Linked DNA regions of Mus musculus: regions 1, 2, 3 and 4 are each linked to region 5. A link is a loop called in an ENCODE intact Hi-C map of the cell type or tissue named here. Cell type or tissue: heart. All regions are shown on one strand. Links, peaks and the distances in the headings refer to the core of each region. The heading gives the core; the rest is flanking DNA.

Region 1 (5,790 bases), core at 247-5,246, 160 kb before region 5:
TTCTTCTTCTTCTTCTTCTTCTTCTTCTTCTTCTTCTTCTTCTTCTCCTTCTCCTTCTCCTTCTCCTTCTCCTTCTCCTTCTCCTTCTCCTTCTCCTTCTCCTTCTCCTTCTCCTTCTCCTTCTTCTTCTTCTCTCCTCCTCCTCCTCCTCCTCCTCCTCCTCCTCCTCCTTCTCCTTCTCCTTCTTCTTCTTCTTCTCTCCTCCTCCTCCTCCTCCTCCTCCTAAGAATTTGCTTTATATGTATGAGTGTTTTGCCTGAATGTGTGTATGTGTAGTATGTATACACCTGGTGCCTGTGGGGTTCAGCAGAAGGCATCAGATCTTCTGAACCGGAGTTACAGGTGTTTGTAAGCCACCATGTAGGTGCTGGAATCTACAAAAGCAATAAGTACTCTTAACCAAAGAGTCATCTCTCCAGCCTCTATATTGCTGCTTTTGCAGAGGACTTAGGTTCTATTCCCAGTACATACGTGATAACTCACAACTCTAGCCCAGGGAATCTGACATTTTCCTTGGGTCTCCAGGGGCACCAGGCACACTGGCAGTCTACATACACACATACTCACATATAGGCATAAAAGAAACTTTTGTTTTGAAGGGCTTTTCTATTCTTATTTTATGTCTGTGACTCTTTGTGTGATGTATGTCTCTGCACTACATGGATGCAGTATCAACAGAGGCCAGAGGAGGGTTTTGGACCCCTTGAGATAGGATTTACAGACAGTTATGGGTTGCCTTGTGGATGCTGGGAATTGAATAGGGATCCTATGACCAAGCAGCCAGTGTTCTTAAGTGCTGAGCCATCCCTCTTGCCCCAAAATAAAGTAATTTTTTTTTTAAATTAAGAATGGACTCTGGGAGGCCGGGCAGTGGTAGCGCATGCCTTTAATCCCAGCACCTAGGAGGCAGAGGCAGGCGGATTTCTGAGTTCAAGGACTGGTCTACAAAGTGAGTTCCAGGACAGCCAGAGCTATACAGAGAAACCCTGTCTTAGAAAACCAAAAAAAAAAAAAAAAAAAAAAAAAAAAAAAAGATGGACTCTGACACTGACTGCTCTTCCAGAAGTCCTGAGTTCAAATCCCAGCAACTACATGGTGGTGGTTCACAACCATCTGTAATGAGAGCAGATGCCCTCTCCTGGTGTGTCTGAAGTCAGCTACAGTGTACTCATATACCTAAATTAAATAAATAATTAAAAAAAAAAAAAGAGGACTCAAATGGCAGCTCAAAGACAATTTTATTAGAATTTAACAGAAAAACTTCAGGGCAGGCCAACTATAAACTTCACTGGCTGCCCAGAGGCCAGGAGTAGAGGCAAGAAGGAGAGAGCCAAGCTTGGAAGCTGGCATAGAAGTCAAGCACTTGATAGTCAAGCAACCACATGGTGGAGGAAATGTTTTAGAGAAAGAATAAGGAAGCTAAACTTGTTAGGGAAAGCATGTTAGGAGAAAAAAAAAATACCCCAGAGAAGGGGTAGGTTTACAAAGCTACATGACTGAGCTATTGTGAGAGAGACGCGTGTTCTTTACAACAGGATAGAGTGGAAGGCACAGTGTCTTAGTAAGCGACTAATTTTTTATCTATCCTTTAGCAAGATTTAAGTGCTCCTATCTTCCTAGAGGTGGTTCCTCGACAAATGATCAGCCCAGCACGCCTGGAACGCCTGGACATTACTGCCACCTAAGCAGACTCTGCCTGAAGGTTTTCCTTAGTGGCCTTTAGCACCATTCTTTCCAGTCCCTCCCACCCTTGCTGCCTGCCTTACTCCCCACCACCGTCATCCATGAGGCACTAGCACACTCTGAGTCAGCAGGTCTCTACTCTTGCTGTTCCCACCCTTGAGTTAGATAACTGCAGGTTCAGTCTGTCGTAGACCCAGGAACTTCGGAATTACAGACTTTCCCCAGAATTGCCTTAGGAGAGCTAGAGTAATGGCCAACCTCACCGTGAGCCAGTGGGGCTGCTAGGGAAAGACCTAATAAGGGGATCACTGGCCATTAGAGTATTCACTATCCACTGAAAAGGTCAGCTTAGGAACTTTGGGAAGGTCATGAAACACTTGCCCCTTCGGAAGGGAGACGATAATTAACATTTCTCAGACCACGAGGCAGGAACAGACCTGTGGGTGGGGACACATTCCACAGGACTGACCATTGCTCATCTTCAGACAAGGGAAGTCATTGTCACCTCATTCCCTAAAGACCAATCAGTTTTAAGGGTGTACTGTTCCGCCAATCATATTGTGCTTAGTTGCTGATGCTCTATTCTGCCCCTGGAAACCATATAAAATCTCACCGAATGGGTACTGGGGGTCACCGCCTCTCCTTCGGGTCTGGGACGACCCCAGTGCACTGAAACAATAAATTCCTCTTGCTTTTTGCATTGATCCCAGCTCCGTGTGGTTCACTCAGGGGTCCCCTGGTAAGCTAAGGCTCCCCGGAGTGACACCACCATTTTTGACTAGCGCTTTCTAAATACTGTGTAAATCTCCTAAAGACTCGGTAGCATCTCCATTTTCTACAAGACAAAACACAAGGGAGGTTTGAGTGAAATATCAGGTGTGAGGGAAGGGCAAAGTCCTGGGAGGAAAGGGAATGCCATTGTGAGACTCTTACCCTGTGACCTCAAATTTAGGCAGATTTCATCCTCCCCAAAAAGGAGCTGAACTTCAGGACAGGGGCTGGAGAGAGGCTCAGCAGTTAGAAGCACTGGCTGCACTTCTAGAGTTTGTGGGCTCAATTCCCAGCTCCCACATAGTGGCTCACAAAGTCTGTAACTATATTTCCAGGAAATACAACATCCTCTTCTGACCTCTGAAGGCACTAAGCATGCAGGTGGCGCATAGACATACATGCCTGAAAAAAAAAAACACCCATACATATTAAATTAAATTAAATTAAAATTAAAACAAGCCAGAACCATGCACAAGTGTGTTAGCAATACCAGCACTCGGTAGCCTGAGGCAGAAAGATTGCTGAGTTTCAATGCAGCCTGGACCACAGTGAAGCTGTTTAAAAAACAAGATTCTCAGGACTAAAGCCAGGCTTGGTGGTGCACATCTGTAAATCCAGCACTTGGGGACCTGGACTGTTTCCGGTTCCAACGAAACAACATTGTGAACAGCAAACTCAGAACCAGTTGTTTTGTTGTTTTTGTTTTTGTTTTTGTTTTTTCTGGGCTTCTTCAGCTTGCAGTCTTCTTCACTCCAGGAGGGGTCAGTAGCAAGCAAAAGGTGACCTGGCTTCTGGGTTTACCATCCTGTTCTTGGACGGGTGTCAAACGAAAACACTGGGCCTCACAATTGCTCTTTCATGAACGTCTCTGCTGGCAGAGTCTTCGGTGAATTTGGGGCTGGAAGCTGACAGCTCCTAACCTCTCTTCTGGCTCCGCCTTTCTGGCGTCGGGAGACTGGAGGTGGGAGGTATGGGGACAGGATCTAAAGTCTCAGGAAGAGGGGAGGCCGGGAAGGAACTCCCTGCCCTGCACACCCCTTTAGTAGGCTCGTCTGTAAGTCAGTGCCTGTAGGGCGATTGTCATGTTAATTATTGGCCAGCCAGCTTCGGGCCTGGCAAGCCAGCTCAGCAGCCATGACTCATCCCTTTCCTGCTGAGGCTTCCGAGGAGCCCTGGAGGCCCTGTTGGGCACACCCCTTAAATGACACGTGCCCTCATAATTTCTGGGAGTGTTGCAGCCTGTGCGGATGTGTACCTCGAAGTGGACTCACCATCAGCTGAGCCTTGTGTGGGTGTTTCCTAGCCCACATCCTGTGCACTATTACTTTCTACCCATAGTTGGAGGAAAATCCGGACCAGAGAAGATGGGCCTAGGGCTCATCTCTAGCTGCTCACTGTCTAGAGAGAGGGTAGGAGGGAGGGAGGGAGCAGGGACAGGGCCTGAGTCAGTGAGAAGGGCAGGGTGGCACCACGAGTGGGTGGGGAGGGAATGGCTGGAAAGATACCAAACATGGAAAAAGCCTGCAGATGCGGGACCGGTGTCCTTATTCCTCCCATCCCCCAGGTCTGTGGGCTGCCACCCATTTGCCAAAAATTCCAGAGCCATCTTGAGATGAAATAGGATCAACTTTATTTATTCTTTTTCCTTCTCTCTTCCTTTCATTAAGTTGTTTTGTCCTGTATTTAGCTTTGAGGTGTGTGTTTTAAGGAAAATATTTTATTTGTTGTTTTTTTTGTTGTTGTTTTTAAATTACGGGGTCCTGGATTTTCTTGGTTTCTGAGTAATTGCAAGGGTTATTGAGGATTTGTATTGGCAACACTTTCAATTCTTTTCTTTTTATAATTGAAAAACATTTCTGTATTTTGATTGTTTTTTCCTCTCTGGCAATTCCTCCCAAGTCCTCCCAACCTCCCTACCCACCCAACTTTATAGTTTTTTTCTTTCCCTTTCAACAAAGAGGGTCAACCAACCAACCAACCAACCAAACAAGCAAGTAAAACTCCACAAAACCCCACAAAAATCAAAATAAACAAGAAAAGACTGATAAAGCAAAAAATAGCAAAACAAAACAAAATGGGAAAAAATCCACAGAAATACCAGGGAGTTTGTTCTGTGATGGCTAGCTACTTCTGGTGTGGGGCCTGCCCAGAGTCTGGCTGATAGACACAGTGAGATCCATTGGAAAAAACGGATTTTTCTTCTGCCAGGGGATGTCAGTTGCCTGTAGTTTCTTCGTTACAGGTGAGACCCGAAGTCCACTTCCCCATTTGTTCTCAGAGCTGGGATCCTGTCTGGCTTGAACATGTAGGTCTATGTAGGTCTTACGCATACTACCGCAGCCTGTGTGAGCTTCTTTGGTCATCAGTCTTGTTGTGTCTGGAAGACATTGTTTCCTGGTGGCCAACCATCACCTCCAGCTCTTACAATAGCTTCTTGAACTTCAAAGGAAGGAGGGAAATGTTTGCATCAAACATCCTATTTAGGACTGAGTGCTCAAAGTCTCTCACTCTCTGTACATTATCCAATTGTGGGTCTGTGCTAATTCCCATCTACTGCCGGAAGAAGTTTCTCCAATGAGGGTTAAGCAAGACACTGGCCTATGGGATTAGCATTATGTCATCAAAAGTAATTTTATTTAAATGTTTCTTTAGCATAACAATTATAGTAGGGTTCCCCCTAGACTGCGTTTGTCTTTGATGGTAAGGTGTGTTTCTTGGATGTAGCAGAAAGACAAATCTAGTTTTCTAATCCAATCTGTTAGTCTATGTCTTTTTATTGGAGAACTGAGGTCATTAATATTGAGAATTATTAATGAGCAGTGTTTATTGATCCCTGATATTTGTTGTTATGGTGGGGTCTTGGCCACACATACTTTTGATTTACTCTTCTGGGATTATTTATTCCTGTGTCTTTGGGGGTATGGCTTACATCTTTAGACTAATGTGTGCCTTCCAATGACTTCTGTAGGCTAGATGAGGAGAAAGTAATTCTTTATATTTGGTTTTATTATATAATGTTTTCTTTCTTCTTCTATTGTAATTGGTAGTTTTAATGGGTTTGGTCTCTCAGAGTCTGTAGAACAACTGTCCTTTCTAGTGTCTCAATTGAGAACTAAAGTGTTATTCAAACGGGCCTGCTCTTTATACCTTCCTTGGTATTTTCCCTTGCAGCTTTTAATATTCTTTGTTTTGTACAATTCATGTTTTGATATCTTGGTAGGTATCCTTTTTTGGATTAGAGAGATATATTTTTAATATTAATTTTAATTTTAATTGTATGCTTTTGACCTGAGTTTTTTCTTCTTCTCTCCTTATTATATGTAGGTTTAGTCTTTT
Region 2 (5,790 bases), core at 503-5,502, 390 kb before region 5:
GTCTGGGAACCCACAGCCCTCTACCAAGTCTTCCCAGGGTCCCCTAGAAGCTTTCAGATCACTAAATCAGAACCAGGAAGGGGGTGGGGGGGTTCCCTTGTAACGAGACCCCTGATCCACAGTAGGTTCCTGGTGAACTTGTCACTGTCCTTAAGAGGTCCTCAGTGACTCTTTGGGAAGGTTCAGCTCTCCAAGAGAACCTGTATAACAGCCCATACCTGGATCCCACAGCTCCCACCTTACAGTGGCCAGGACAGAGGTTAACAGTCAAGGAAAGGACACCCCCACCTCAGCTCCCACCATACTTACTTGGCTGCCCATAGAGTGTAAAACCTCTCCAGTGCCCACACTGGCAGAAGGAAGCGGGCCTCTGAGGGGAGGCTTAGACCTATCTGCTACTGGTTCTTTGCTGGCAGTATGGACCCGTGACAAGAAAACTCCCGAGATGCAGCCAGGGTCAGCTTCAGCCCTCCACAGTGGCCCCCCCTCAACACCCAGATGTAGGGGCTGATCTGGTTCAAGCCCTGAGGGCAGCAGCTTCCCAGAGTTCCACCTGCCACAGGATGGGACCTTTGTGTTGACAGACACTTCTGCCTCAGCCTCATCTTCACTCAGGGCCATTGAGCCTCCTCTATCAGGTTTCCTTTGAAGCCTTCAGGAACCTACAAAACCAGAGAAGGAAAAAGAAAAACAGATTTTCAGCCGGGCGTGGTGGCGCACGCCTTTAATCCCAGCACTCAGGAGGCAGAGGCAGGTGGATTTCTGAGTTCGAGGCCAGCCTGGTCTACAAAGTGAGTTCCAGGACAGCCAGGGCTACACAGAGAAACAGTCTCGAAAAACCAAAAAAAAAAAAAAATGTTAAAAAAAAAAAAAGAGAAACAGATTTTCTTGATGTGTGCATCAAAATCTTGATTTTAAGTGAAAACACACTTTTCTGGCCAAAGGAATAGTGACCATTTCCATGGCCACGTACCAAGGTCTGACTCGTCCTCAGCCCCAGACGCTTTCAAAGGGAATGCCCAAGTATGACTCTGTCCTCTGTAGTTGTGGTATTGTCTCCCAAGAGTCAGGACAGGTGTAACCAAGCAAAAGACTTGGGCAGCCTGTGCTGCAAAAAAAAAAAAAAAAAAAAAAGGCAGCAGAAGAAAAAAATGTATAAGCCAGCTGATCTGGGAGGAAGACCACACCCCAAGGCCATCTTCCTTGCCTGGAAGCTGAAGGGACAGGAAGCACACAAAGAAGGTAAGTGCAGGCTAATGGGTGTGACTAACACCCTGACCCTGGCTGGCCTGAGATGCTTTTGAGTGCAGCTCTACAGGTGCAGTTCAGGAAAAGGCTTGGGCCCCGTGTGTGTCGTCACCTCTTTACCTCAACCTCATTAAGATGTCCAGCTGGTCTTTGCCAGGCACAGCCCCCATAGTGGTTCTCTTCAGCCAATGGCTTGTTGGTTAGCATCCTGAGTCTGGGTCTGTCCTTTCTACCCCAGAGGATAGCAAGTTCAGGTAGCCTAGGACCTCACTGGGCTCAGGAGGATGCTTCGAACTATTTTTGGTGGGAGGAGACAACCAGACTATAGACTGGATGGGGCTTCCCATTCTCTGACCAATGACCAGAAACAGATCAGCGCCCCTTCTCAGGCTGCTGTGGTGTGTGCCGTAGAAAGCCGGGTGATAATGGGGTGAGTTCATGTGAGAAAGCAGAGCAGCCCAGGCAGACTGGTGAGGGAGGAGCTACAGAACAGGAGCTCCACACAACAGAGGGAAAGCAGGCTGGCCTCAACAGGCCAGCCAGTGCTCCTCCTGCCACTGGGGGGCCGACAGGAGGAGATCTAGCCTGAAGGGCATGCACGTGGGTACAAGGCAACAGTGCGCACGGAGTGTGTGCAGTCACCTGCACTGGGACTAACCTCAAAACTAAAACCTGGACAGGAACAGCCTCATTTTCCTCAGAGACTAGAAGCTGACAAGGCAGGTAGAAGTGGCCTCCTCAGGCTCATCCTGTTTGGCTTTCACACTAGGAAATGCAACTCAGGTAGAATATGAAATTCCTGCTCCCCCTTAACTGGGCACGTGTGGCTCAGGCCATTCTGACAGGACTTCAGAGAAAAGCATGCATTTTAAATGCAGCCAGCTCACTCTTGTAAGCGTCAGACCCTTCAGGGCTAATTCGACCCCACCTGTTTTCTGTTAGGAACAGTGCCTAACCTTTCACATAACAAGCCAAGTATTTCCCACTGAACAGTCCCACAAACACAGGCAAGCAGTATTAGTTTTTGTGTGACTCCTATCACTTGATACATACACAAACACAAGTTTCTTTCCACACCTATACTTTAAAAGTGCTGAACAGGGCAAGACATAGTATTCCAAACCTTGTCTCTCCCCACCTCAAAAGAAGCCCCCCCCCCCAGGAAATACCCCAAAACAGCACTAGGGATTGAACCTAGAATCTCAGAGCTCGTCTGGAGATCTAAGGGCAGTATAGCTCCTGGTATATCCTTGATTAGTGACCAGTCCTCTGTTAAGGAAAGTTATTCCCTTCAACTGTATTGATTTCCCCACAGGCTTTATAGCAAGCAGGAAAAAAGAAAACAAAAACAAAAAAAACCAAAAAAGCCAAGAAGGGTGAGGTTAGAATGAAACCGGATCACTCAGTTTTATTATAACTGGCACTGGACTAGGACTTCTAGAGTCTGCCCCACATCATTTTACTTTAGGTATATTTAAGCACAGCACAATTTTGGAAACAAAGTTTCCTGGTAACAATTAACTTCAGCCCCTGAATGCAGCACAGCTTAAGGAAGGCTCACACTGAAGCTCTTTACAAAGTCCATATGGCTTCAGCAGTAAGCTGGGTTCTTGTTGCCTCAGAAACAGTGCCCAGGATAAGGGTTTAGGGAGAATGACTGAGGTAAAGATAATGGCTGTGGGTGTCGGGACTGGCCTGGCTCTAAGATAACTGAGAAGTCACTTAGGCTGTTGTAATGCACAAGTGATATCACGCATAAGAATGGGCTTTACGGCTGAAAGCAATGCTCAAGATTTAGGGGGAAGGGTCTGGAAGACAGCAAGGGATCACCAGGCTCTGAAACTCCATCACTCCTGGCATTCTAGGCAGAGCTGCTACACACACCTCACTCCACTGAAGAGGTAAGCTGTGTGCTTCACTGTCCTGCCTTCTCCAGTGTGTATCTGTGTGCACAGGCCCTCTACACCCAGCCAGGATGGACACACAGGGGAGTGAAGAAGACAGGGGTGTCTGCCTCCCCAGCCAGATGCACTGAATCCACTCTGGCTGTCAACGGGGAGACACATGAAGCTGGACCCCTCTCACACCTCACATCTACAGTCGTCTGCGTGCTAAGGAGCCAAGTCTAGGACCCAGCTCTTGATGAACCAAACAAGGATCAGTAAGAGCACAAGTCCAAAGGCACCCAGAGCCAAAGAGGGTGGGCGAGGACCGGGAGAGGGAGCGGCGAGTTCTGATGAGAGATTTTCATGGAGCCACATCCTCACCTTGTGGCTCCTTAACAAACTGCACGGACTACTTGTGTGTGTGGTGTGTTCTTACTGATCCTTGTTTGGTTCATCAAGAGCCGGGTTCTGGACTTGACTCCTTAGCACGCACACGATTCGGGAAGGGAGGAGAATCTGGCTGCATGAAAAGACATGTAATAAAAATGTGTTTCTTTTTAAATGAGCATTCGCACCCATAACACATAAGTAAATGTAATAAAAGTTTTTCTTTTTAGAAAGGCCTGAAACTTGGGGATTTCCACTGAAATAGTACTTCTAAAGATAGAATATATGTGGTTACTCTCCCAGTTCAGAGAATCGAATTGTTTACAATCTGATTATGAATCTGCCTACTAAATCACAGTCTATCCTGCACTGTCGTCTTGCCGCTCTGTAAAAGTGACTATGATGCTGCGGTTTACTTTGGCTCACAGTTCAAGAATGCAGTCTGCCACCACGGGGAAATCCTGGAAGGGGACCCATGGCTGCTGGTGACACTGCATGTGCAGTATCGCATGAAGTGATGCCTGCTTGAGAGACAGTGCTCACATTCTTCCTCATCATCCATTCTGGGGCCCCAGCCACAGGTAGGGTGGTACCCACCTCAATTAACCAAGTCTAACAATCCGTATAGATACACCAGAAAACTGTTTCCTACATGATTCCATATCCTGTCGGGCTGACAATAATAACCATAACTCCATACCCAAACACACTTAACCACTGTCAAGTCATGGCCTTCCTTCTTTTGTCCCCCACCCACTAATAGGTTCATTGCAAGATAACTAATGGAAAACACGTTCAGTCCAACATAAAAAAGAAAACTCACACTTTAACAGATCCAATACTGATTAAACATGTAACTGCAGGGGGCTAGAGAGACGGCTCTGAGGTGAAGAGCACTGACTACTCTACCAGAGGACCCAGGTTTGATTCCCAGCATCTACATCGTGGCTCACAACCACCTGAAATGCCAGTTTTAGGGATCTGATTATCTATTCTGGCCTCCTCAGGCATCAGACTCGCATGTGGTACATACATAGATATACATACAGCCAAAACACTCATATACATATAAAAAAAGCATAGCCACCACTAAGTCTCTTCTGAAACTCAATAAATCTCTGATGTGTAAGCTCCTATACAATAAAAAACCAAAGTTACATACTTGCAGCATCGAGTGTTTAGGATATACACTCCCATCCCCACAGGGAAGAATGCAGTGATAGCAAAGAGTACGATCAAAGCAAGACCAAGCGCAGGAGAGCAAACACCAACTCTTGCAGCTCCACAGGAGCTGGCATTTGGGACCCATAATGCAACACTTTGGGTTCCAAAGGGCTTGGGTAGCCCTGCCTTTCCAGATGCTTGTACCACCTCTCTTGAGTAGGCCCCAGTCCACACATGCAGCTTTCCTTTACAGATGTACCATGTTTAGTCATTGCCAGCATAAAAAGTAAACGCTGCACCCTGCTCCTCTTTATGAGAAAGAGCACAGAACTGCTACTCAAGGGACTACTTATCCTCTAGCATCTTCCAGGGAGCACCACAAACTCACCCTCAAACCTCTCAGGTAGTTCTCAGAGCCTGCAAAGGCTACTTGACCCATCAGCTATCACCATGTTCAGCACTGTGTATATGTTAACAGCAGGGGACACCTGACCTTTCCTGGTATCTGTTGAGTCACCCTCAAGCAAGCTCATCCCAGCTGCCTGCCTTCTTCCCACACATTCCTGTTTAGAGCAAATGGGAGAGGACTGGCAAGTTGGGGAGGGGGGGCACTTTCACTTCTGTCTAACTCATTCAAATAGATGCATGATTCACCAAGGAGCAAATCTCTGAACAACAAAAAATTCCCGTGTGATTCTTTAAGTAGCAACTCCCTTGGAAACAAATGCATGCATCCCAACTGTCAACATTTCTGTTCTGACAAGTGCTGTCTGTGTACCCATGGCCACTGACAGCCACCTGTACTGGCAGGGATGCCCCTTTCAGTTTGGGGCCTCAACAATGAAACGTCACAGGACTCACAGGTAGCGAGAAATGCCATAAATACCCAGCAGCAGATCATGTCTAGTAAGCAAGAAAGAGGAAGGGAGCGAGTGGGAAGATGGAGCCCAGCAGGGCTTGGAGCTTCAAGGCTTCTGGAGTGTCACAGTGGAGGTCACGCTAGGCAGGACGGCAACAGTGAAGTCCGTAATGACAAAAGAGAAGACAGACTTGAGCTGGCTCTGAGGCTAGCTTCAAGCAGGGTGGATATCAGGAAAACTGTGGT
Region 3 (5,790 bases), core at 589-5,588, 53 kb after region 5:
TCCTCCCAGGGCCCCTCTGACCCCCAACTCCCTTCCCTGGGCCCACTTTGCCATGTTGTACCAGAGTTCAATCCCAGGGTCTGTGCATGCTAGGCAAATGCTACTGCTGTGCTAAAACCCCAGCCTGAGACCTTAACTCAGGACAGAAAACCCACACCCACACCTACAACTGCAATAGGCAAACGTGTACAGGGGATTTTTATGATAATAAACATTTTCTGGGGTAATTTAATGATGAGAGTTGCACAACTTTGTGAATCTACTAAAAACTAGTGGATTTACAACAGTGAGAAGGACAGGTTTCATTTTGTTAATTAAATCAATAAAATCCAAAACTGAAAGCCCCAAAGTATGTCTGTTAGCCACTAGTTCTTTAGCTTATATAAATGTCACTTAGTGGCCTCTCTGTAGCTACTAACCAGCCGGCCACACACTAATTTAAATTAGAAAATAACCTTTTTCCATGTTAGGTCAGTTGGGCAAGAAGATGGAAGGATTTCACACTAAGAACTTGGATTTCTCTAACAGCAAAGCAAGTGCTGGTGATGTAGGTCCATGGTGCAGTGCTGGCCTGGCATAGCTCGGGCGTTGCTTGTACTTTGATGCTAATTCCGCTTTCCCAGGAGGGACTGCAGATCAGGAGTGAATCAGCAGTGAACCTCGCACACAGGTGACTCCTGTGAACTTCTCCCCACCTTAACTTGTAAAATAAAGGCTATGGCTGGTGACTGGGCAGTGGAAGGGAAGCTGGAGTTGAAAAGTTTCGGGGAGAGAGAGGAGGGAGAGGAGGGAGAGGAAAGAAGATGGAGGAAGAAGAAGATGATTCAGATGCTGCGTGTCTTTCCATAGCCACAGCAGCTATGAATACCATGCACGGAAGGAAAGACTAACTGGGGTAACTTGTCTAATCTAGGGGGGCAGTTTGTATCATTATCAATTGGCTCTGAAATTATTGTGTGGGCATCTTGTCAATTGAGAATTTATTGATATATAAATCTGACTGTTCAATTATCAACTTCTAGAGTTTTGATTTACTGGGTTAGCTTTCCTTCTACAGGGCCCTGGGAACAATACCCCAGCACAGCCAGGAACAGTGGCACAAGCCTGTAGTCCTGGTGGCTACTGGGAAGGTTGAGGCAGGAGGATTGCTTAAGTTCAGGAATTCTGGGCCATAGTGTGGTATGCCAATTTGGTTTGTACAAAGTTTGATATCAGTTGGTAGGCACTCCAGAGTTGGGTACCAGGTTGTCTAAGGCTCCAGGCAGAAACAGAGCATGTCAAATACCTACCAGCAATAAACAGGAGAATAAATGAGAAGACTGTATCACGCTCCCTCACACACTCAAAGGCTCTGAGACAAGAGTGTGAGGGAGGGCCCTCAGAGGGCTTAGCCGCACAGAGGCTTGCCTCCAACAAGCCTGACAGCTTGAGTGTGCTCCCTAGGACCCACATGGTGGAAGAGAGCACAGACTCCCACAGGTTGTTTTCTGACTTTCCCCTGTGCATCAGTGCTCAAGCACAGAACCCATCACCCCTGACAAAAAATAAACACGATTTTAGAAATAGAAAAAAGAGAGAAGTATTCCACGTCAAATCTCCTCCCCTAACCCAACTATGGTTTCTTCGCTCTCAGAGACAGAGCTTTGCTTTCTGGCCTAGGCTGGTCTCAAGTGCTCCTCCTGCCTCAGCTTTGAGTGCTGAAATTACAGGCTTCATCAGTATATCCACTGCAACTACCGCTTTAACCCTTTTTTATCCGCTAGCTCTTCATTCCACTCTACCTTTGATGTACTGTCAAGAGCCAAGACAATTTTGTTAACTTTTACTTAAAAAGAAATAAATCCTACAGACCAATACACACTGAGAAAGCCTTTTGGAATCATACTGTGTGCCGCCCGCCTGTCTTCCCCATACAACTAAGAATTGCTCACACTGCTAGGGCTGGAGCTCTGCTGTAAACATCTGCCCAGCATGCACGAGGCTTTCGGTTTGATTGGGGGGGGGGGAGAGAAGAAATAAAAAAAAATAACAACTTCTGCTCTTACAAAACAGAAACAAAACCACCACCTCACACTCCTCTGGTGATAGTTTATAACTTTAAATTCTAATAGTAACATGTGGTTATCTTTCTCACTATTTTCAAACAAAACCTTCTTCCAAATGAACCCCAAAGTTTGTAGCTTTTTTTCAGCTTACTTCATTTTAAATGTTCAAATGGGTCTGAGAAAATAGCCCAGTAGTAGAGTCTAGAGTCTGCAAGGCTCTGGGTTTGTTGTCTAGTGTCCTAACAGCAGAAAGGTCACATAATTATCACAGAGACTCTCTTTGGCAGCTACAACTTCCCTCCTAGATGTGTGCTGCAATTTTATTCTTTTGTTTCAGAAGATGCAGTAGCAACACGTTGGGCAGTACAGTCTGTCTAGGAGCCTTAAAGAAATGAAGGCACAGGGCTAACAACGTGGAGTAGAGCGCCTCCTACTGGCACAACAGTTGAACTCTCATGACTGCAGGGAAAGGGAAGCAGCAGTGGGACTGGCTCAGAAAGTAACAGCATAACTCCCACAACCAGGGTGCCAGCAGACGGCCTGCAGTGTCAGGGCCCAATGCAGGTCAGTGACAGCAATGGAGTGCACCTGTGGACACAAGGACCTACATGCTCCAAATCTATTTCCTGGAATGGTTAAAGGCACCTACAGCCATCAAATGAGTAACGGCAGCAGTCTTTAAAAATTATTAGTGTCTGCAGAATGGACACCTGTAGGGAATGAAGTAAAAGACACAACAATTCTTTAAGTCATGGTGGCATGGTGGCACACACCCTTAATCCCATCACTTGGGAGACACAGGCAGTTGGTTCTAAGTCCAAGGCCAGCTTGGCCTATATAACAAGTTTCATGACAGCTAGGGTTGTGCACCAAGTCCTTGTCTCAAAAACAAACCAACAAACAAACCAAAGAGATTGCAATCATTCAAGTTTAAGTTAAAAAGAATAAAAAAAATAAGATTTTTTTTAATAAAAGAATTAACTCTAAATGGTGTCTGTTATTCAATAGGAAATTCTAAAATTCCCAAAGTGGGCAACTGACACATACACATCTGGAAGATACAGATGGGTGATGATGATTTGGGAAGCAGAGAAGACAGCTGACCAATCAGCTCCTGCCCTGGCACTAGTGATGTCCTCCTGTCTGAACCACCTTCTACTAGGAACTGGCTTACCTGTGTTTAATTTGTCAAAGCACGGGTTACTTAACTGTGTTAAAGCCTAAGTATAAGGTCCACAGGACATTCCTTGTCTCTGGCTCTGACAGCAGAAGATAAGACTGTCCCTTGAGAGGCTCCCTAAGTTTGGTAAAGAAGTTGATGATAGCTCAAGTTAGGTGCACATAGTGAAAGTTCTGAAAATTAAAATATCTTTACTCTGTCTTAGCTTCAAAGTGAACACAGAGGCTAATGTAACCCCAGGAGAATAAAACTGGTTCTGGAAAATGCTTTCCTCCATAATTATGAAAGGATAGGGATGTTCCCAGTGGCACCAGAATCATCTTCTATGAGGGTGGGGAGAAGAAAACGTCATCTGTCAGTCATTTCCAACAAAACTCATCATTAAACATCCATTTGACATTCTCTAGGCTTTACGATACAGCGTAGCACACAAGCGCTGCCTCTTGCATACTTTGCTTGTGGCCATTTAAACCAGGATACAAAGTTAGGGCTAAGTTCAGGTTCATTTACCTGGTTGACGTGCTTGTCTTTTCCACTGTAGACATGAGCTTCGCAAATGCATCAGTCACTCTGAGGCTTGAGGTGGAGGTCTCCAGCTTAGCAGTTGTTAACTCATACAACTCTGGATCCACACCTTACAGCACAGAATGACAGTGAGTGAGGGCAAGCTGCATGGGTCATAGCGAGCGAGCGAGCGACAAGATGTAACAGCAACACTCTATCCACATGTGAGTCTGCATAAGCACCGCTCACTGTCATTGTCAGAACAAGCGCTGCTCTTCTGAATGTGAGCAGTCATTACTAAGCACGCTACATGAGGGCACACATGCTACAAGTGCGTGGATACCACATTGCAGCTGGTTCTGACCGCCCACCCTTACAGGGTTCCTGGGGATTGAACTCAGGTTACCAACTTGGATAGCAGGCACCTTTACCCACTGAGCTCTCTGTGTTCATCTAATTTTATCTTGTTTATGTGTATCTGTCTGCATTTATGTATGTACATCGTATGCATGCCTCCTGCCTGAGGAGGCCAGAAGGGCTGTTGGAGTCCCTGGCACTGGAGTCACAGACAGTTGTGAGCCACCACGTAAGTGTTGGGAATCGAACCCAGGTCTTTTGCAAGAGAAGCTTGTGTTCTTAACCACCGAGCCAATTAGCTAGCCTCATGTTTTTCTTTATTAAATGGTAGGCTCTGAAGTATCTATAAAAGGAATACATAAAAATCCCATTTTGAAATACATGTTGCATGTAGCTGATGCCTTTCAAATACCTCAAGAATTTCTATTCTATCAGTCAGTTTTGTATTCATTTCTGACACATAGTGTTTATAAATAGGAGTGTGCTGATATTCTCAAAATTTTTTATCTTATTTTAAGACAAGGTCTTACTCTGTTGTACTTTGTTGTGCTTTGACTCATGACAATTCTCCTGCCTTAGCTTCCTGAGTGTTGAGTTACCACACCTGACCTCCAACATTCTCATTTTTAAAAAATGTTTATTTTTATGTGTATTGGTGTTTTGTCTGCATATCTATCTGTGTAAAGGTGTTTGGATCCCCTGGAATTGGAGTTGAGACTGTTAGGAGCTGCTGTGTGGGTGGCTGGGGATTGGTTCCAGGGCCTTTGGAGGAGTGGCCAGTGCTTTTAACTGCTTTCTCCAGCTCAATATCCTCAATTTTTAAACTGGCTAATGAACCTAATTTTGAACCTTGCTCTGATCTCATCAAAAAAATTTTTTTTTCTTTTAAGACTTGGGTATTTTTCTTCCCGTCAGAGACTTGGAGATTAATATAAAATTGCTAGTATAGAAAGTGATTTGGTAATTTGGTTATCTTAGACATGACTAAAAAGATGCACAATTATTTAAAGCATCAATTTAATACTAAAAACGGATTGCATGCTCTTCAGGTAAGAGGTGGAGTGGCTAAGAGCACTACTTTGGGAGAAATGAGGACCCTTGTTCCCAGGACCTGTTACACATGTGTATCTGATGTAAGTCTGCTGGCCTGCAGCTACAGTAGTCAGCGAGAGGAACAGGGAGGAAGCTAAGGTGGGGCTATAGTTAAGCATCCCTTTACAAAAAAATGCTTAATAGCGTCTCCATTTTTTTTTTTCTTTCTTCTTTGAGACAGGCATTACAATACCACTCTGGCTGGTCTCCACCTACTGAGGTTCAGGTGATCCCCCTGCCTCAGCTGGGACTACAAGTGTGCATAGCTATACTTGGTTCAATTTTATTTTCTAAGAAAAGCCTACGAGATTAAGTGAAATGTATAATAAACTCATGAACAAGTTCTCTCCTTTCTGAACCAATTCTTCGATGAGCACAGATGGATCTCAGATGTTAGAAAAATCAAACAAGCAACAGCTTCCACAGTTACTGAGTCCAACGAGGAGGAAGGTGCACATTGACTCCCAAGGTCTTAATAGCTCATTAATGTACACTTTCAGGACATACTTTAAAAACCTCAGTTTTTCTACAATAAGCATACAGGCCAAAGTTAAAATGTATAAAATTGTAAATGTGCATATAAAGAACAATGAGCCCAAACTGTTTCGTTCT
Region 4 (5,790 bases), core at 275-5,274, 530 kb before region 5:
CTGAGCTCCACTCCAGCCCCCATGAGTGTGTGACTAGATGGTAAGTATATTCATATGTCAGAGTGGGGGAGACTGTATGCTATGGTGCACATCTGGAAATCAGAGGACAACTTCAAGTGCTGGTCCTCATCTTTCACCTGTCCTTTGCTGTCCACTGCTGCATACAGCTCTAGCTTGCCCAAAAACTTCCTGGGGTTCTCCTTTCTCTGTCTCCCACCTTGTGGTGGAAGCACTGGTGTTACAGTGCCAGCTCCACTCCACGTGGGTCCTGGAGATTCAGTCAGGTGCTTATCCACTGAGCCATCTCCCCAACCCCTTTTCTATTACTGTTTTAAAAAATCAAGTCTTAATGTCTTCTCTAATATTTAATTGTAAAGGCATCATTATAACTTCAGGTACCTAAGTAAAACTAAGATGAACAAAGAAGAATAAATAGTTAAGAAACAACCCAAAATCTAAGTAGCTATTAGTCGTCAAGTTTTCTTAAAAGACATCACAATATTCCTAACTGCGTTACGATTTAAATCAGAACTAGCTGATGTATATGAGGATCCGACTATTTCATTCACAGTCAAACATATCTACAAAAAAAGTGAATAAAGTTTATAAATAATTACAAAAATAGATATAAAACTTTTTTCTCTGTGTATCCTTGGCTGTCCTGGAACTCACTTTGTAGATCAGGCTGGCCTCGAACTCAGAAATCCGCCTGCCTCTGCCTCCCAAGTGCTGGAATTAAAGGGGCGCGCCACCACACCTGGCATAAAACTTTTTTTAAAATCATCTCCTTTCACTTATGCCATAGTAGCTGATCTTTTTATCCTAAGAAACAGATTTAAAAAAAAAAAAATAAAAATGGATGGAGTCTCCCTATGTAGCCATGGGGATTTGCCGGTTTCTGCCTCCCAAGTGTTGGCATAAAAGATGTATGCCATCACTTCAGCCCTTTTTAAAACACTTTTAAGACACTGTTACTTTAAGTGTTATGTCTGTTTACTTGAGTGTTTGTATATGTATCACATGTATGCCTAGTACCCACAGAGGCCAGAAAAGAGCACTGAATACACTTGAACTAGAATTACAGAATAGCTGTGAGCTGCCACACAGATGTTAGGCATCAAACTTGGGTTCTCAGCAAGAACAACCAGTGCTCCTAACTGCTGAGACGTCTCTTTGGTAGTAAGATACTTTTTTTTTTTAATAAGTACTTTTATAAGAATTTCTGAAAAGTTTAGCATTTATAATTTAGCTTAAATATAGTGTAACAATACAGGCTTTGCTTTAAAAACCTTTTTCCTGATAATTTAGAAGCTTTATAAAATTGTACCATTTCCCTCACTGCTTTATCCTTTATCTCAAAAAATGAGATGCATTTTATGTATCCCTTCATGAAGTCTGCAAATATAAATATCTCTAATGAGCACATAAATGGGGTTGCTTAAAAACCTTTAAGTTACTGAATCTTAGGGCTGTTACCACAGCAGTGGTATGGATGTCCCTTTGTATTGTTACCTATCCTATTCTAGCCCAGATTTAGCTTAAATGAAGCTAGTACAATAATTGTCAAAGTTTGTAACAAATTCAACCAAGGGCACTATAATGGCAGTGAATACCAGCTCCTTCCCCTTTCAACAATCTGGCTTCAAAGGTGTAATTCAAGTAAAATCTATTTTAATTTGTGTGTCGTCTCTGTGGCAGAGAGGAGAAAAGTCACAAAATGTTGCAAATCGCTAAAGGAGTCAGAAACAGTTGCATCTTCAAAACTGGAACTTTGATGCTCCACCCTTTTAACTGGGGATAGAAAGAAACCAGTTGCAACGAGTTTTCTGAATCAGAACTTTAGGCTTATTTTGACATTTTTAGCATCTTCAAGACTAACGTGTCTATCCTGTACTTAACAGAAAAAAAAAATGAAGCAGAGGAGGAACCAGAAATGATCCAACTTCCCACTAGAATTTACTTGAGAGGTCCTAGGTCTATAATAGGGCGGCATGCAAAGCAAGAGGTGAAGCAGGAGCTGCTGACCATCCCCCTCTCTCAAAACCACAGACGACAAGGACAGCCCACACGCTCTCCCGGGGCAGACTCCAGCCGCGGCCCGGGGCCTGACAGCACTTCCTCTTTTCTCTGCGGAACCCGTTTCCTGCCTCGCATTCGGCATCTTTCGCTACACAGGAAGAGGAAGGCCGCTAGGTCTTGTATGGACGAACACAGGCGAGCCTCGGAAATGGAGACCTCCTCGCCACCGAGGGACAGGGCCTCTCACCGTCTAGACCCATCTCTCGGCACGCCGGCGGATGCTTGCGAGCGCGCGGGGACAGGTTCCGCCGCCTTCGGGTGCAGCGCGGGTAGCCTAGCTCCGGGCCACCGGCTCCGGGCCGGCCGGCGCCCCCCGAGAGCTCGCCCGCCCGCGCGCCTGCCCGCGCCCCCGAAGCCCAGCCGCGCAGCCGAGGGGCCCGCGCGCACCCCGCACACACACGCGGCCGCCCCGCCGGGCCTTACCCCAGTGCCGTTGTCGCACACCACCACCTTCCTGCCCTGGCTGTCCATGGTTCGTCCTGGTGAGCCGCCGCCCGGCCTGGCCTGCTTCCTCCTCCACACGGCCCCGCCCTCGGCCCGCCGCTCCGCCCAAACCGGAAGTCCCCGCCCGGCAGCCGTTCCAAGAGGGCGGTGCAGAGAGAGAAAAGAAGAGCGGGGACTGGCAGCCGAGAAGGCCAATGAGAGCTGTCCGGCGCGGACCCGGGCGCGCCCTCTCGCCTCGTTCTGCTTCCGGGGCTGCGCTTGGCTGGTGGGGCGGCGGCTCTGACCAAGTTGTCTCGGGACCTAGGGCGCGGCCGGGCCGGCTGTACAGGAGGCAGGCAGGTGAAGGCCGGAGGGTGTGTGGCGGGACGGCAGTGGAGAAGGGTGGAGCAGCCGGCTAGGAAGACCGAAAGCCACCTGGAGGTCCCGAGGCATGATGTGTCATTGCTCCTAGGCCTGGGTGGATACACCTACAAGTTTCAAACCTCCGGTTTATTCCACACCTCCAGTTGCATGCAGCCCTAGGAGCCTGGCGGGATGCTTTCGTTTCTTTCTGCTTCACCACTTCCCTCTTTGATTTTCTCAAACAGGAACTCACCATGTTGCCAAATGCAGACTTTAAAATTGAGGTCCTCTGTAACCTCCCTTGGAAACAGGGACAAGTGTTACACGCACCTCTTTAAGAAATTGAATATGCACCCGGGCACTGTTGGCGTTCGCCTTTAATCCCAGCACTTGGGAGGCAGAAGCAGACGGATTTCTAAGTTGGAGGCCAGCCTGGTCTACATAGCAAGTTTCAGGTCAGCCAGAGCTATAAAGTGAAACCCTGTCAAAAAAGAAAGATAATGCTTTCACTTAGCGCATAGTGGTGAACTTGCTTTCAATCCCAGCACACAAGTAGAGGCAGTTGGATTTCTGTGAATTCCTGGCCAGCCTGGTCTATTTACAGAGCTAGTTCTAAGACAGCCAAGGCTACAACAAAGAAACCCTTTCTCGAAAACAAAGAACAAAACTCTTTCCTTTAATTTTAGTTTAGTTTTGTTTTCTGAGACAGGGTCGCATTGTCTATCCTTGTGTTAAAACTAAGAATATTAAGTTAAAAAGACCAAATCCATGATTGTCCAATTGGAGCAATTTTGGGGTACACCAGGACTGGCCAACCACCTGTCTCACCGCTGCCGGTCGCTTGAGGTCCGTTTTATGGGCGAGATGTGAGCGAATTGTTAGATACAGTGAAAGGGAAGAGTCAAGGGTCAGAGTATATGTCATGTGAATCCCAAGTTTAGCTAGGCTGAAAACTTGTTTTGCAGTTTACATCAGACCTAAGAAACAGAAACTTATTCTTTTTTGTTTGTTTGCTTTTGTTTGTTTGGTTGGTTTTTTTTTGTTTTTCGAGACAGGGTTTCTCTGTATAGCCCTGGCTGTCCTGGAACTCACTTTGTAGACCAGGCTGGCCTCGAACTCAGAAATCCGCCTGCCTCTGCCTCCCAAGTGCTGGGATTAAAGGCGTGCGCTACCACGCCCGGCTTCGAGTGTATTTGCTTTTATTGTACATTTTTTTTCTAAACTCTTTGGCACAGTTTTCTGGGGGCATTCCGACTGCCACAATACAAGTCAGGAGAGAGCTTGTTTATGATGCCAATTTCAAGCATTTAAATTTTGGTTTGGGTTGTGGCTTTTTCTGTCTTTGAAGTCTGCATTTACTTTGTAACAACTGTACTTTTATATTTCTATATCCTCTAACTCCAGAACTTCAGTTAGTTTATGAAATGCAACATCAAACCCCTTTGTTTTCTGGGAAAAAGAAACTGCAATGACTTGAAGTTGAGAATGTGGGTACCGCCTCACTCACACACACTCATTCTCAGACTGTGAAATCCCCCACGCGCCTTCTCAAGGGCACATAGACAGTACCAAGTGCTACGGTACAGTGAAGGTGGGCTCAAGACCCGGGCTCCATCTTTCTCCTCAGTAGCAGGGGCCAGGCTGCCTTTCACAACACAGCCCCACAGGTGAACCCAGGTCCTCCTCTCCCAAATCAGTCACCCATTCGGCACCGGCCAAGACAGGAAAGCTAGTTCTAGCCTTCCCTGGGAAGAGACAGCTTTTTTGTTTTTCATAAGTAAGTAAATCCATTGTTTCTCTATTCCAAGATGGCTGATGTTATGTTTTCTACAAACTCAGTGCTTACTTAGCTCATGTCTAACAGGGCTGCTGCTGTTGGCTGTGGCAGGATTTTCAGTGTGGTGTTTTCAAGCCTCACTCATCCTCCCATTCCCAAACATTCAGCATTCGTGCACACTCCTCACTTCCGGGTTTTTTCAAAAGATTGGAGATTTCCAGTGGGGGTCTCAGGTCATCATCTCAGTGGTACCAAATCAAGCCTGGTTCTTCAGAGAAACTTATTCTTAATTACAAATAGAAACCTTAACTTGCAAAGACTTTAACACAGGAGAAACAACTTATCCTTAACTGTCTTACTGTAAACAGAAACTTTAACTTGGAAGGTATAGTGTCAAAAGTTAACTTCCAAGTGTTCTAACACTTGGCTGACTAGGAACTCAATATGTAGATCAGGCTATTCTCTGGCTCTGACCCAGCTTGTTACATCTCCCTGATGATTTTGCACACAGTCAAGCAGATAGTGGTACTCTGTACTAAATGAATTACAAGATGGTAGTGTATCCTATTTAATTAAATTTTAGGCCTAGCACTCCCTTAGACTTCTAGGTAAAGTATGAACCGATACCTTACTTAATCTTACTGGCAACACTTTGCAAATTTCAGTTTTGTTACATATGTTACTATTTAAACTCAAGTACTGGTTGTTGATGCTTGGTGTTTCTAAGTTTAATATTTTGTCATTGGGCCAGCAAGATGACTCAGCAGGTAAAGGTGCCTGCTTGACCCAAGGTCAATCCAGTGCACTCACATAATATGTAACATATAATATATAATATAATATGTATATATACATATATATTGTATTAATATATAATATATAGTCTATATATTGTTCTTGAGGTTCTAATCACCAAAAACGAAGGCCCTGACCAGAGCAACAAGAATGTGTTCAAATTCAAGAATCCTTCCGATTGCTCAAGTGACACTCAATACATCTGCTTACAGTCACAAGTGTCTTTAGCCTAAATACAGAACGCTACAGCTCCAACTTGGTGATTGGAATCTGGATATTAAGAATAACTTTGCTATTGAAAAGAGAAGAAATAAGCCAGGGTTTTGGCTCCCATGTGAAATGTTTGCCTACTA
Region 5 (5,790 bases), core at 224-5,223:
CAGAGCAGGTCTTGCATACAGTTGTAGCCGCACGAGTGACATGCTCAGGTGGTAGCTGTTTGACACAAGCCCTTCAGATTCCCCTTATGCTTAAACATGCCTTTGTCTGTGGGTCTTTGCTTTCCTAGAAATCTCTCTAACAAAATGTGGGTACTATGGCTTCAGCAGATTTGTTTACTGTCTCTTCTGGTGAGAGAAGCTTTTTTGAAGTTGTGTGTGGCCCTCTTCCTCAGTGCTGGGCAAGCTAGGAAGGCACTACTGCTAAGCCCCAGGCAAACAATTAGGTGATTTTTGTGATGCCGGAGATGGAACCTGGGTCTTGCATAAGCTTGAAATACTAATTTAAAAAAATTATTTTACTGTGACCAGAAATATAAAATAAAGTGTATTTCACCTGGGAGTGATTGTTAGCTATGTGGCAATAGTTGATTTACAAATCCAAAATGAGGTTTCCTCTCTGCTACTTGTTAAAGCAGCAAGAGGCGGGTGGGACAAGAGACTTAGGGATGGCTAGCTGGATGGGCTTGAAAGCTTTCCACAAGATCCTGAGAGTGGAAGTAGAACTAGTAAGTATTTTCTTTAGAAATAAATAATTACTACACTTAATATGGCACTCTAATTATTTTTATTGTATTTAGCTAAATGGCTTTGCCTAAATTTCAGTAAGTTACGAATATTCAAGGTCCTTGGGGGAAATTTAAAATCTCAAAATAGCCTAGAAAAATGGCTACTATATTTACAAAGTATTCACTACCCTTTAGTTGATATTTTCTACCCTCCCCAAGACTCCCTCCCTGCCCCTTATTTTTTAAGACAGGGTCTCTCTGTGTTGAGCAGTCATGGCTGTCTCCTTTTGTAGACCAGGCTGGCCTCAAACTCACAGAGATCCTCCTGCCTATGCCTCCAGAGTGCTGGGATTAATGGTGTGCACCACCACCACCCAGCTTAGTTAGTATTTTCATTATTTTTTTTCAAATGAGTGAACTATTCAAGTATAGGATACAAAATTTAAATTGACTTTATAAAACCTTACCAGCCTAGTTCTTTCATTTTTGAGTGATTTTGTTATTTTATGTATATGGGTGTTTGGCTCTGTTCATTCATACCACTTGTGCCCCTGGTACCCAAAGAGACCAGAAGATGACATTAGATCCCCAGGAACTGGAGTCACAGATGGTTGTGAGCCACTATATGGATGCTGAGAATCAAACTCAGATCCTTTGGAAGAGCAACCAGTGTTCTTAACCACAGAGCCATCTCTCTAGCCCCTGTCTACCTAATTTATAAAGGCAATTACAATAAATATTCTGAATATGTAGGTTACTTATATGGGCCTCAGATTCACCATCTATTCTTCCATTCTCCTAGCTTAATGTTTTAACTCTTAAGAAACACTCCCATAAAATATCTCTTGAAGTTGTATCCTTAGGTTCTATTCTTCAGTTTAATTTATAGATAAACTAGTTAGCTAACATGGAAAGCCACCTTTAACTAAATGTTTGAACTAAAGTGGAGTTTGATTTTTCACTGAATTGGCCTTAAAGTTACTGTGTTGGTATGGCTGTGTTATTTACCTGGTCACCTTTTTAAGCGAAAGAAAAACTCACACATGCTTTTTGACAAATCCTTTGGTTTCTACTTAAGTCTTTTATTTTCCCTTGACATTGTTTATTAAGGATCACTTATGTGAGGGAAAAACAAGGTATCTTTGGGGAAAAGATGCTACAAGAGGATTGAAACTAGAATCCCATCTAAGCAATTATAAATACAGGAGAAAAAATATTTTCATTATGCCCGGGAATGGGGAGGTGCAAAGCTGGATGAGGTTCCCTGGCAGGAAATCCTCTGGGGAAAGTCAAAGCTGAAGATTCCTTAATGCTAATGAGACTTTAGACTCAGGATGCTGAAGATGTACCCTGGACACCAAATGATTATAAAGCAGCATCATAATGCAGATAATTATAATATATATGTTTCTAATTACTGGCTTTCAAACGGAAAAAAAGGCAACTAGTTCATGTGTTAGAAGCATTATTACTGACCAGGCATCATATAACCTGAGCTAGTAATCTGACCAGAGAGAATCCCAACTGTCTCAAAGTAACTTGCTTCAGTATATCCCTGAGGTTAAAACTGTGTTACATTTTACAATTAAATGGCTTCTCCTCCGTGTTCCTGATGAAGGATTTCCTCCAATAATTGCCTGAAGTATTGTTCAGTGTGGAAGTAATTTACTGTTATTAAGATGCAATAGGATTATTGAAAGTGACTATACTAGTAAACTTTTTGGTTGTAAATGTGGAAGGTTGGCTGTGTGGTTAGAAGTCAATCTCAGAATCCCACTGGAGATCTGGATCTGAACTGTTGCCTCCTCTGAGTCCACATTTCATGACTTGGATTTGTGCTTGGTTTTGTGTCTCTCTTCAGTAATCCTCCAGAGATCCTAACCATGGTGTTACTTATATACAAGCAATAAAAGGTTGTACCATAACATTATATAATTTAGTTGGAGCTTGGTAAGGCTTCTAGCATTCAGCATTGCCATGTGAACACCTGAATAGAAGATGGAATTTGGAAATGTAAATGCTTTGAGAACTCTGTAGGTAGGAACTGACATGGAGTTGGAAGATGCCTTGCTGCTCTGTGGCGCCCCCTTGTGGTAGATGTGGTGCTGCCGATGTTTATAGGATTCCAATTTGCATTGGGCATGCTTGTTTACATAAAACACTCATTCATCTGTGTAAACATGCTTATAGAGTTAGTGTAATTCTCATGTAAGAAATTTGCTGTGCCTATTTCATTTGGTTTTTACGTGTACAGAATTTTTTTGTTTGTTTTTGGTCTTTTTTTTTTTTAATATATAGTGATGTATTGTTTAACTTTTATGGAAAATTCCAGACAGACTCAGAAGTCAAAGTGCAGTGCTCATTACCCAGCTCTAAAGGAACCAACATTCTGTTGATTTTGTTTTATCTACATGACCATTCTGGTGTGTTTTCTAGCCAAATTGAGGCCTCAAATCATGTTGTATCTGTGAAACTGTAAGTTTAGACATTGCTTTAAGCCAGAATTCTGGGGTGAAATAGAGGACTTGTTAGCAGTTCCATCGTCAGCCTTAGAAGATGGCTGGTATCCTCAATTCATTGGGGTTGCAACCTAAAATTTCCAGGGGACAGAAAGCCAGCAAGTGGCTATTAGAAACACATCCCACTGCTGACAGGCTTTAAAAGCCATTTTTGCTTTTCAGATTTTTGCAATTAAGACATACTTTATTCTTCCTTATCTCTCTTTTCGTCATTCTAAAGAAACATTCACTTCTAAAAGTTGACTCTTGTTTACTCAGTGTAATTGGTTGTCGCCTGTTAAAATTCCATTTGTTTTCACGTGAAACGATTATGTTTGATAAGCCAGCGTTAGAAATTGTATCCAATTTAGCTGATAGTGAAAATCCTAAGAGGAATGATAAAATTTGTTGATTGTAGACATTAGAAAACAACCCCACATGGTAAAGTTGTGTCATAAGCACAGAGCCTGGTATCCTGGCCGATGGTATGGTGGCCCTCTGGAGGGGCAGAGAGTTTGCAGCTGGCTGGGTGGGCAGGGTTGGCCCGAGGGCCTGACTGAGTGGAGCCACGGTGGGTGTCAGGTTACAGCAGGCAGAGTGAGCGCGGGGACTGCCTGATCTGGAGAGTGGCTTTGTAATTACTGTGCTGATTTGTTAGGGAGGCTTTGTCTTACTTACCAATTAGCATGGATGTTACTGCAGAGACCTCTGAAACCCTGGGTAGGCTTTAGTTTAAAAATAAGACCTTCCAGATCCCGACGGCCTCACGGTCTGTCACTAGCATGGGTGGAAAGGGGTGGGGTGCTGTTGTCTTTCCCTGTTTGTAAGTGGCAGAGCTTCTCGCCCTGTCGGACTGTTGCTCCCCTGGGCCAGGGACTGCCACTGGTGTCTGAAGATTGCCTGATGCCACCCCCCACCCCCACCCCCAACCCCTGCCCCCATCATGTACCTTCCTGCCTGGCGACAGCCCAGGACAGGGAGGCTGCTCTGTTTCTTGTAGCTTCCCTTAGGATTGTGCCAGCATCCCTGACCACCACTTCCTTAGCAGTTCAGTCTTTCTGGTCTCTTTCTTGTGCCTTGAGGGGAAGTTGGGCTTTAAAAGCTTAGCCATGAGCAGGTTTCTTAGTGTGCTGTGTTCTTCTGGGTGTGGTGTGTTACGTGTGGAAAGCTATCTAAGCCAGTATGGTTTCCCATTAACGCAAGATGGGGTTTTTCCTCACTGCCATACTGCAGGGAAGGCCAGGCTAGTGTTCTGTCGAGGACAGAAGCTCACTTCAAAAGCAGGATAAGGAACAGAGAAAATTCCATTTCAGAAATTGTTTCTGCACAATTTCTCTCCAGCCCCACTTTAGCCACTGTTGACAAAGTGCAACTGGGGTTGCCCCTGGGAGGGGTCTCACTCTCACTAATAAAAGAATGTGAGAATGAGTTCAGCTAGAGTTAAAAGAAAACCCCCAGGGTGGGGTCATTGACAGCTACCCACAGGAGGGGAAAGGAGAGAAGGGACAACGCCTCTCCTCGGGAGAGCAAGGAGCCACGAGGCAGGGAGGAAGGCTTTAGGAAGAATGAGGAAGCCCAGGTATCAGACAAGAGCATCCTTAGCTTCTGACCAGCATCTGAGAGAGAGGGAGGGAGAGGGAGAGAAGAGGAAGAGTGTCTTTGTGACTTAGGCCTCAGAAATGGCAGCAGACCCAGTGATCTCGTGGTGGCCAGGACGGACTAGGCTGAGGGCAGGAATGACAAAGAAGAGTACAGTATCTCATTAAGAGAAATAGAGTCTTCTACCTATCTTTTTGGCTGTTTGAGACAGGCTCTCACCATGTAGTTAACCCTGGCCAGCTAGGAACTCCCTATGTAGACCAGGCTGGCCTTGAACTCATAGAGATCTGCCTGCCCAGTGCTAGGATTAAAGGTGTGAGCTGACTTTCCTAGAGGTGGTCCGAGGACTAGGTGATTGGCTAGGCACAACTGGGATAATAGGTCTCTATTCAGCTGGAGGTTATATTCACTTGCCAGAAGGAATTTTCCCTTATTGGGCTTTTACTGCCCCTCCCGGTCTGTCTCTGAGACTGAATTCTACCACACAGTTGATTGAGTTAGGAACATGCTTTCCCCTGCTACTCACTCAAGGGAAACTGTTACAAGTCAAGAGCCTAGGCCTCTGGCAGCACCAGATGCAGATGAGAAATCTCGGGTGTTCTCTTGGGAGCCTTCTCTTCCCTCTTGGCTCCTTTTTTCTTCAAAAGTAGTACATTGGGGTGGGTATGGATGGAGAGATGGCTCAGAGGTTAAGAACATTGGCTACTCTCCCAGAGGACCTGGGTTCAGTTCCTAGCACCCACATGATGGCTTACAACCATTCATAATGCTAGTTCCAAGGGATCTGGGTCCTCTTCTGGGTGTCCTTGGGCACCTGGCAGGCATATGGTGCACAGACATACATGCAAGCAAAATATCCATAAAAATAATAAAAAGTAGTAAGTTGGTGTAGAGGCCTGGTGTGGGATCAGCATTGCCGGTGGTCTCTCAGCAGCCTACGGTCACACTGGATCTGTACAGGAAAACAAGGGGTGTGTCAGAGTATGCGGTCATCCCTCAAGAGCTACATCCCAGTGCTCCTCCTATCACTTCTTTGGTCCACCTGAAGGCTTCATAGATTGCTTTGGCACTGTAATTGACTTTTGAAAAATCGTGTGTTGGGGCTGGAGAGATGATTCCAGGGTTAA

What was found. Hi-C counts contacts between places; a loop is a spot of excess contacts. Peaks named below come from ENCODE experiments on the same cell type or tissue, not always from the same donor. Only the 100,000 strongest peaks of a DNase experiment are listed, where the experiment ranks them.
Region 1: it touches region 5 in a loop (2.8-fold over the local background); 17 of 42 quality-filtered maps call a loop at or near these places.
Region 2: it touches region 5 in a loop (2.1-fold over the local background); 3 of 42 quality-filtered maps call a loop at or near these places.
Region 3: it touches region 5 in a loop (3-fold over the local background); 3 of 42 quality-filtered maps call a loop at or near these places.
Region 4: a loop joins it to region 5, with 2.4 times the contacts of the local background. A loop is called at or near these places in 2 of 42 quality-filtered maps.

What each region holds. Positions count from the first base shown.
Region 1 is chr11:20,474,033-20,479,822 of GRCm38, forward strand. All of the region lies in intron 2 of Gm39607 (a long non-coding RNA gene), which reads left to right. Gm32142 (a long non-coding RNA gene) reads right to left here and starts at 4,349. Exons shown (of 2, transcript XR_872285.2): 1 at 2,945-4,349; 2 at 2,376-2,856. In heart, for the core only: a CTCF peak has its summit at 3,201 (motif pointing right); a DNase peak (open chromatin) is centred at 3,619; H3K4me3 peaks cover 491 bases; H3K27ac peaks cover 760 bases.
Region 2 is chr11:20,241,577-20,247,366 of GRCm38, forward strand. It overlaps Cep68 (centrosomal protein 68), which reads right to left. Exons shown (of 7, transcript NM_172260.3): 2 at 310-662. The coding sequence starts at 621. Among named protein-coding and RNA genes, the nearest start is that of Cep68, 5.0 kb to the right of the region's middle. In heart, for the core only: CTCF peaks have their summits at 1,831 and 3,530; DNase peaks (open chromatin) are centred at 1,305 and 1,805.
Region 3 is chr11:20,688,730-20,694,519 of GRCm38, forward strand. Aftph (aftiphilin) reads right to left here. Exons shown (of 10, transcript NM_001290545.1): 9 at 3,736-3,859. Among named protein-coding and RNA genes, the nearest start is that of Gm46272, 49 kb to the right of the region's middle. In heart, for the core only: a CTCF peak has its summit at 2,492 (motif pointing left); no DNase peak of the experiment used is centred there.
Region 4 is chr11:20,110,303-20,116,092 of GRCm38, forward strand. It overlaps Actr2 (ARP2 actin-related protein 2), which reads right to left and starts at 2,649. Exons shown (of 9, transcript NM_146243.2): 1 at 2,503-2,649. The coding sequence starts at 2,550. In heart, for the core only: no CTCF peak of the experiment used is centred there; DNase peaks (open chromatin) are centred at 2,139 and 2,669; H3K4me3 peaks cover 2,702 bases; H3K27ac peaks cover 2,320 bases.
Region 5 is chr11:20,636,383-20,642,172 of GRCm38, forward strand. The region is part of intron 1 of Sertad2 (SERTA domain containing 2); the gene reads left to right. Among named protein-coding and RNA genes, the nearest start is that of Sertad2, 7.3 kb to the left of the region's middle. In heart, for the core only: a CTCF peak has its summit at 2,655 (motif pointing left); DNase peaks (open chromatin) are centred at 2,659 and 3,649; H3K4me3 peaks cover 1,235 bases; H3K27ac peaks cover 1,607 bases.